Regions from separate parts of the Mus musculus genome. Here region 2 is linked to region 1. The links are chromatin loops, found by intact Hi-C in ENCODE. Cell type or tissue: left cerebral cortex. All regions are shown on one strand.

What was found. A loop is a pair of places that touch in the nucleus more often than their neighbours do. Peaks named below come from ENCODE experiments on the same cell type or tissue, not always from the same donor. Only the 100,000 strongest peaks of a DNase experiment are listed, where the experiment ranks them.
Region 2: it touches region 1 in a loop (1.9-fold over the local background); 1 of 42 quality-filtered maps calls a loop at or near these places.

What each region holds. Positions count from the first base shown.
Region 1 is chr9:108,450,664-108,454,663 of GRCm38, forward strand. It overlaps Klhdc8b (kelch domain containing 8B), which reads right to left and starts at 2,138. Exons shown (of 6, transcript NM_001359428.1): 1 at 1,654-2,138; 2 at 213-728. The coding sequence starts at 588. It also overlaps a transcript of Ccdc71 not described here. In left cerebral cortex, a CTCF peak has its summit at 2,155 (motif pointing left); DNase peaks (open chromatin) are centred at 337, 802, 1,059, 1,287 and 4 more places; H3K4me3 peaks cover 2,640 bases; H3K27ac peaks cover 3,283 bases.
Region 2 is chr9:108,345,347-108,349,346 of GRCm38, forward strand. It overlaps Usp4 (ubiquitin specific peptidase 4 (proto-oncogene)), which reads left to right and starts at 2,485. Exons shown (of 22, transcript NM_011678.2): 1 at 2,485-2,672. The coding sequence starts at 2,572. In left cerebral cortex, no CTCF peak of the experiment used is centred here; a DNase peak (open chromatin) is centred at 2,456; H3K4me3 peaks cover 2,000 bases; H3K27ac peaks cover 2,207 bases.

The DNA of each region.
Region 1 (4,000 bases):
CCCATTTTTCTGGGGGACCTTCTGGGCTCTGACCCCCCACCTCACAGCCCAGAAAAGGCAATTAACAGTAAACTGCGGCAAGCCTAGGTAAGAGAAAGGAGGCAAAGCCATGTCCAAGGCGGCACTTATCCAGCCTCTGTGATAATGGACTCTCCGGCAAGAGAAAAAAAAAGGAAGCTTGGGGCAACTGAGGGATGTTCTAAGCCACTCACCTCTCTCCACAGTCGCAACACCCATGGCCGCTTGAGGGAGGGTAGCCCGGCGCTCCCAGCGGCCTTCGTCAGCCAAGAAGGCCTCCACAGCAGCTACTGGGCTTTGGACTTCGTCCACGCCGCCTACCACTAGCACCTGCTTACCCAGAACCACAGCAGCGGCACCAGCCCGGGCAGTGGGCAGGGGTGCTAGTGCTAGCCATGTGTGTGAGCCCATGTCCAGAGTCTCAGCAGTATCCAGAGGTAACCCAGCCCGGCCACAGCCCCCCAACACCAGCAGGTGTCCGTCCTGGTGTGCCACTGTACCATATACCCGGCAAGTCGGCATTGGGGGGAACACCTGCCAAGCAAAGGCCCGACCACCTCCTGCAGCCATGGTACTCGCTCACTGCCCGTGGTAGGCCATAGTATCTGCTCAGGCTGTGGGCCTCACTGGGGGGACATGATAAGGCCTCATCTTGATTCTGTCAGGGCTGGATGGGTGTGTCTGCCCAGTCCAAGGGATCTTGCCTTGACCTGGAGGGGAGGCAGAAAACAAAGGGTCAGGGCCACTGTCAAGAAACAGATGAACAACATGTAGCTGAAGGCAGGCCAGGCCCAAAACCACTCGTGCAGAAAGACCCACACCTTTGACTAACACTCTACTGGTGAAGGTCCTTCTATAGTGGGAAGAATAGATTCCAGGTACCCAGAAGGCGTTCTCGGTTCTTGTGGGAACATGAGGGATTCTTCCCTCCCCAACCTTAAGAACTAGCAAATAGTAACTTGATCAATTTAGAGTGGAAGGGAAGATAGAGCCCAAATCTCCATCCTAGCGTGCTTCCTGTCCCAACAAGTCTTATCTCAGTGCTCCAAGAGAGTTCTGCATCCTCTACACACTGGCATCTAGTGTGCCTTCAACAACCTGGGTCCAGCCATCAGGGTCCCTCATCCTGTAGTCCTTACAAGAAGGATCTTCTACAAGGTATAACCATTTATATCAGCAAAAGGCCAGTCTCATATGCGAGACCCAAAGGGGCTAGACTCCAGGATTCCACACTCCCTTTGAAGTCCATCCTTTATGGGTGTGGCGATGCCAGCAGATTCCCTGCTGAGGAGGTTTTAAAAGGCTGGTGTAGAGAATCTCTTGAGCACAGGATTAGAAGGTCCCTGAGTCCAGGGCTTTTCCTGTAGGAATAAACGGCTGGATTCCTGACACCCCCCACCCAAGAGCACATTCCTTAGCCTCCCCTTTTGCTGTGTGTGTATCTCTCTGTGTCTATGTCTCTATGTGTATGCTGGGGGTCTCCACTCTCAGTCCCGGGATTTAACAGGGACGGCCTCCTGGCCCCAAACTTCCAACTCAAAGGAGAGTGGGGGGCGGGTCTGGCTAGTGGGTTTAATTAAGGTTCTATCCTTCATGCCCCAAACTTCCCCTGCGCGAGGTTCCCGCGGGACTCACCTGCTGGATCTCAAATGTCGCCAGGGCACGGGGTCCGCTGTTCCGCCTCCGCCTCCGCTGGCTCCGGCTAGGGCTGAAGCTGGGCTCTGGTGGGGCTCCCGCACCGCTCCGGCGTGGGGCGGGGCTGGACCGGGTCCGCCCCTCGCTCCCCCCTCCCCAGATTCGGGGAAACCTCCTCCCGCCTTAACTCTGCACATGCCACGGCAGGAGTAGGGCGCACCGACCCACGGTCACCCAAAATGAACAGACAGGCATATGGACATCCGGCCGGCCAGGATTTAGGGCTCTACCTGGGGCGATGATAGAAATGAGGCAGCGGCGAGCAACACAACACCGGTATGGTGGGATCGGAGGCGGGTGTCGTTGTGAGTCGGATCCACTCTGGGTACAATCAGCCAGGGGCTAGCCAGTGGAACCTGGGGCCTTTAGGGGTCGGAGTCCGCCCATCACAACTGAGCTTGGAGGTGCCAAACCACAAGCTTCCCAGCGGCGCCCCCTAGAGGCCACTAGGGCTGTAGCCTGGGCCTCTGGTTGGGGAGCCCAGCCGAGCTGTCCTAACCATGACACAAAGCAGGACACAGAAAAGATCCCTTAGTGTATATGGAGACTAGCAGCTTGTAGGGTGGAGGGGCAGACTGTACTAGCCTTGGGGCCTATCTAGACCTTCTTTATAGAAAAGTAGGTTATTTTTGCTTCGATCCGAGCAGTGGATGTGCACAATCAGCCAGATGCCAGGAGTCTCTCTGCCTAATGCTACTCTGGGGCTACTACTCAGAGGTTGGGTGACTGTTCATCTTCAGGGTACAGAGCTCATCTCTAGCCAACTCCGTGGTCATGTGATAGCAAACTGGTGTGACAAAGACTCCCCTGGAGTGAGAATTCTGAAATTTTGATTTCTTTTAACATCAGAGAAATCGTATAGGAATATGTTTTTGTTTTAATGCCAGGTGTGGAGATACGGGGCTGCTTCCCAGCAGCTGACTACGATTTGCCTGTGTTCTAGCAAAAGCAGGGTTTTGCCAGCTGCACATAGTTTCTGTGATTGTGTTATGTTTGGAATTCTGGGTACTTCTCAGAGGATATAAGTTTGAGAGCCCTGGGGGGTGGATGGGTGGTTGTTGGCCATCAGTGGGGAGGGGACTAGTTGCAGTTTGTTAGTTGTCAAAAGAAATTAGATTCAAGGACCTCTATTTATCTCTCCCCTCTATCCTTCTTTCTCTCCTATCTAGTGATAGGGGTTGAAACTGGGGGATGAAGGGTGGGAAAAAAACCCACAAAGTAGCAAAGACCAGCTGCATCCACCTACCTCTGATTCACACTTTGGCTCAGCCTATCTTGTGAGCATTCTGATCAGCCGAAGCTTCCAGTTGGAAAGCTTGTGTGAACAGCTCCTGCACTTGTCTGTGTCTGCTCATTGATTCCGACCCTTTTGTGTACAGTGTTTAGCTTAATTTTCCCAACGCAGATCTTGAGGCAGTGACACAAGTGTGTGTGGTTAGTGTAGGAGGTGAAGCCAGGAAGCACCCGCAGAGAAGTAGCAAGAAGACCAAGGAAAGCAGCCAATAAAGGAGGTACCATCAGTTACCACCGTGGGTAACTGCAACCTGGGGATTCTGGGAGGTGACTAGAAACATGGGTCTTATATTGTTACTGCTCCCAAGAACAAGGGGACCTAAGAAACCCACCTTCACATCCCCAGGGATCATACAGTACTAATGCCTTTGCATGCCCAAAATTCTGACTGTCCAAAATGTGGATGAACCCTTCTTTATGACTAAATAGAGCCTATAGCTCTCTCAGTGGTTGTCAGTTTGAAGTGAAGGGCATGTCTAGAAATGATGGCGCAAAGACTGGCCTCAAACTGCACAGACTCTAAAGGGCCCTTCTCTACCACTCAGTGCCAAGTCTCCCATCCTCAGGCTGCTCCTCACTTGGGGCTCTGGTATGTACCCCATGTTCTCGTGTCCTCATGTTCCCCACTGTCCCTGTTCTAAGCCCCCTCTGCTTGCTTTCCTACTGTTTACCACTTACAAGCATCTGCTTTTTAATGTCTCCCAGTCTAAGTCAAGGCTATCTCTTTCTGCTCCCTCTGAATTCTGAAGCCATCTGTCCCCAGATGCCACTGCCTTGTTATCTGCCACCTCGTCTCTTGCTACTTCTTCCTCCAAATTGTTTTTGAAGCAATTGCAATTCTTGTTTGTTTCTAGACAGGGTTCTCTGTGCAGCAGTCCTGACAGCCCTGGAACTCGCCTTGTAGACCAGACTAGCCTGTAACACAGAGCGATCTGTTATCTGCCTCTTCCTCAACCCCAGTGCTGGGATGAAAGGCCCCAGTGAACTTTTTTTT
Region 2 (4,000 bases), 110 kb before region 1:
TCAGGCATCTCACCTCTGTCCCAATCTCTAATGACTGCCTTCATTAAACTAGTGGTCCCACTTGCTTCCTCTCTAGCTGTAGACTCCTTAACCTTCCCAACAGTCAAAGCTCAGCTCTTTGGCCTAATCCCCACTCTGACAATGAATTGCATTCCTTCTGATTTATGCTTCTTCCTCCCAACTGTTTCTTCAGGACCATACTCAAACATTACTTAAATCAAAGTCTTCCATTTTTTTTTTTTTCCTTTTTAAGCTTTTCTTTTCTTTTTTTCTTTTTTGGTTTTTCGAGACAGGGTTTCTCTGTATAGCCCTAGCTGTCCCGTTACTCACTCTGTAGACCAGGCTGGCCTCCAACTCAGAAATCCACCTGCCAGCCCAGCATGGTGGCTCATGCCTTTAATCCCAGCACTCGGGAGGCAGAGGCAGGCAGATTTCTGAGTTGGAGGCCAGCCTGGTCTACAAAGTGAGTTCCAGGAGAGCCAGGGCTACACAGAGAAACTCTGTCTCGAAAAACCAAAAAAAAAAAAAAAAAAAAAAAAAAAAGAAATATACCTGCCTCTGCCTCCCAAGTGCTGGGATCAAAGGCCTGTGCCACCACTGCCCGGCAAAATTACACCTGTGAAGTAGCAACAAAATAATTTGGTAGGGGGGTCACTACAACATGAGGAACTGTATTAAAGACTCCCAGCATAAGGAAGGTTGAGAACCATTGCTCTCGGGGTTACAATGCTCTCTGGCCTGAGGGTGCCTGCATACAGGTGGTGCACATACATTTATGCAGGGCGCACACACATACACATAAAATAAAATGTATCTTTTTTTTTTAATCTACTGGGAAGGTGAGGGAATTGGGGGTTCGTTTGTTTTGTATTAGTTTTTTGAAGGACATGCTTTCCTATCCGCCAAGAAACTGTTTTACTTGCCTTACTGTTAAGAACAGGATTTGTGCCAGGTGTGGTGGTGCACACCTTTAACCACAGCAGGAGGCAGAGGCAGGCGGATTTCTGAGTTCAAGGTCAGTCTGGTCTACAGAGTGAGTTCCAGGACAGCCAGGGCTACACAGAGAAACCCTGTCTCGAAAAAAAAAAAACCGAAACAAAACAGGATTTGCCTGAAAAGCAAAAGCTCACCAGTTGCCCGGGCATCTCCACAGATGGCTTTCTACCATGCTTTTAAACCTGTTCCAGAGCAAGATTTTCAAGACTTGCAATCTTTTCTTTTTCTTCTTCTTCTTCTTCTTCTTCTTCTTCTTCTTCTTCTTCTTCTTCTTCTCCTTCTCCTTCTCCTTCTCCTTCTCCTTCTCCTTCTCCTTCTCCTCCTCCTCCTCCTCCTCCTCCTCCTCCTCCTCCTCCTCCTCCTCCTTCTCCTTTTCTCCTTCTCCTTCTCCTTTTCCTTCTTCTCCTCCTCCTCCTTCTTCTCCTCCTTCTCCTCCTCCTTCTCCTCCTTCTCCTTCTTCTTCTTCTTCTTCTTCTTCTCCTCAAGACAGGGTTTCTTGTAGCCTTGGTTGTCCTAAAATTCTCTCTGTAGACCAGGCTGGCTTCGAATTCAGAGATCTGCCTACCTCTGCCTCCTGAGTGCTGGGTTAAAAGCCTGTGCCATCACCGCCCGGAAGAAAACGGAATCATTGTTTCAGGAAAAAATTAAGATGCCTGGACCTCTGTCGGCTTCGGTGGTTGCTACTCTCTCCTTGACCTGGATGGCTGACAGGATACAAAGTTGTTTAAGACAACTTTGTTTTTTGCGTCTATTTATGACTTTATTTTTGTTTTTTGCAGGTGTGGTGATGTATGCTTTTAATCCCAGCACTCTGGAGAAAAGGGCAAATGGGCCTAAATTCGAGACTAGCCTAGATTACATAAACAGCTCCAGGACAGCAGCTAGAAGAAACCTGTCCCAAACAAACAACAAATTTCACTATTGTGTGCCTGTTTGGCGAACGCGTGCCACAGTGTCTGTGTCGAGAACAAAGGACAACTTTAAAGAGTCAGTTTTCTTTTTCCACTTTTACACGGGTTCTGGGGATCAAACCCAGTTGTCACCCACGTAGCCATCGCGCCGGCCCTTGTTTGAAACAACTATTAATGGCTGGACCACACCGGACAGTCCAGATCTCAATGCGTCCGTGTGCACTTGGCTACAGGGGCTGCCGAGGCAGTAAATTCAATCTCGCATTTAGGCAGTCTTGCTGAAAGCCGCATGGAACCGAGTGGAAACAAGAAAAGCAAGCGGCAGGCTCCTCCTGCACGGATTTAGCATCAGGCTAACCTCACAGGCCAGGATGGAGCGAGTGACTGATGGGTCGAGGGCGGGCCAGCAGTCAGATCGCAGGAGCCGCTCAGACACGGGTGGATGTGGCCGCCGCCTCTGGGCGTCCAGCCTGCTTCTGTCCGCTTCGGCTCCGGAGGGGGCGGGGGGGGGTTAACAGCGCGTGGGGGCGGGGAGAAGAGGCGAAAGTCGACGGCGGTGCCGGGCGCGCGCACGTGCGTGGTTACGTGCGTGCGTGGGCGCGGCCCATAGCACGCCGTGCGCTAGGCGGATGTCCGGGCCGGCTGGGCCGGGGCGGCGGACGAGATGGCGGAAGGCCGGGGCAGCCGTGAGCGACCGGATGTGGAGACCCAGAAGACGGAGCTCGGAGCCTTGATGGGGACCACGCTCCAACGTGGGGCGCAGTGGTGAGCGTCCGCCCTGCCCTCCTGCGGCGCAGAGCGTCTAGCCGGCTCGCTGGCCCTCAGGCCGGACCTCTGTCCTCAGTTTTAGGTGGAGGCGGGCCGGGGGCGGTGCCTGGAGTCTGAAAGAGTGGCTTGACAGCGGCCGCTGATGAAAGAAACCCCGGGATCAGCTGGGGGACAGCGCTGACAGGCGTGGGGTTTGTCCCGGTCCATTCGGATTCACAGTAGTCTTGGACCGGCGGGGACAGGGGGTGTAGAATATAGAAAAGGGGGCGCGCTGGGGTCGGCGGGAGCGGGAAGGTGGGGGAAAGCACTTAACCACCGAAGACTTGGGCGCTTGATGGTGACCTTGGTGGGGGAAGTTTCCACCCCTTACACACCTCCGATCCTTAACAATTAAAACCTCGGTAGCAATTTGTGGCTTAGGACGCTCCTGGCGTGGAGAGAGGATCCGAAGTGGATACTTTGTAACTTGTAAACTGTGATACTTTGTAACTTGTAAACCGTGGGACAGGATTCAAAGCCAAAAACTAGAAGCCAGTTGTCAGATGGTCCGGGACAATTGTAGCAGTAGTTAGATGTAAGAGTGGGAGGGGAGGGGAAGGGAGGGGAGCTTGACTCCTGGAGCAAAATAGAAGATCGAAAGTTACAAGACTTTGCCAGGCACGCTGGCATATGCTTTATTGGTTTGCAGGAGCAGAGGCTGTAGGATTGCTGTAGGTTCAGGGCTGGTCTCATACAGTGAGCAGCACCCCCCCCCCAAAAAAAAAGTTCCAGGTTTACTAGAGCAGATTCAAATATGAGGCCTCTTAAGAGATTGTTAACTAGAAGGGATTGTACTCCCCAGTCGGGGAGAAATGCCTGGGTGGTGCTGCTGTGTAGGAGTCAAATAATAGGGTAGGTTTCTCATTGATTATGACCAATATGAGGACTGAAAAAGAGAACAGAACTTATGTGTTTGGGGTGTGGTCTAGGTGTAGTTTATGGTGTTTAAATTGAGCCAGTGAAAGGCCAGACAAATAGAGAGAGGTACTTTAGAAATTCTGCAAAGGGATGACACAGAAAGAATATTCAGGTTGGTCTGGATGCTCATGCCTGTAGTCTTAGTCCTGGAGGAGTATTGCTGCCAAATTTCAGGGCCAACCTCAGTGACATAGTAAAAGCCTTGTCTCAAAAAAAAAAAAAAAATGGTGGTGGGTAATGTGATTAATAACTTAGTAACATAGTTTTACTTGTAGAAAGAGTCCATTTGAAATGATTGCTCATGGGCTGGTGAGACTGCTCAGCATCTGAGAACTTAGATTATTCTTGCAGTGCCTGAGTCTGAGGCC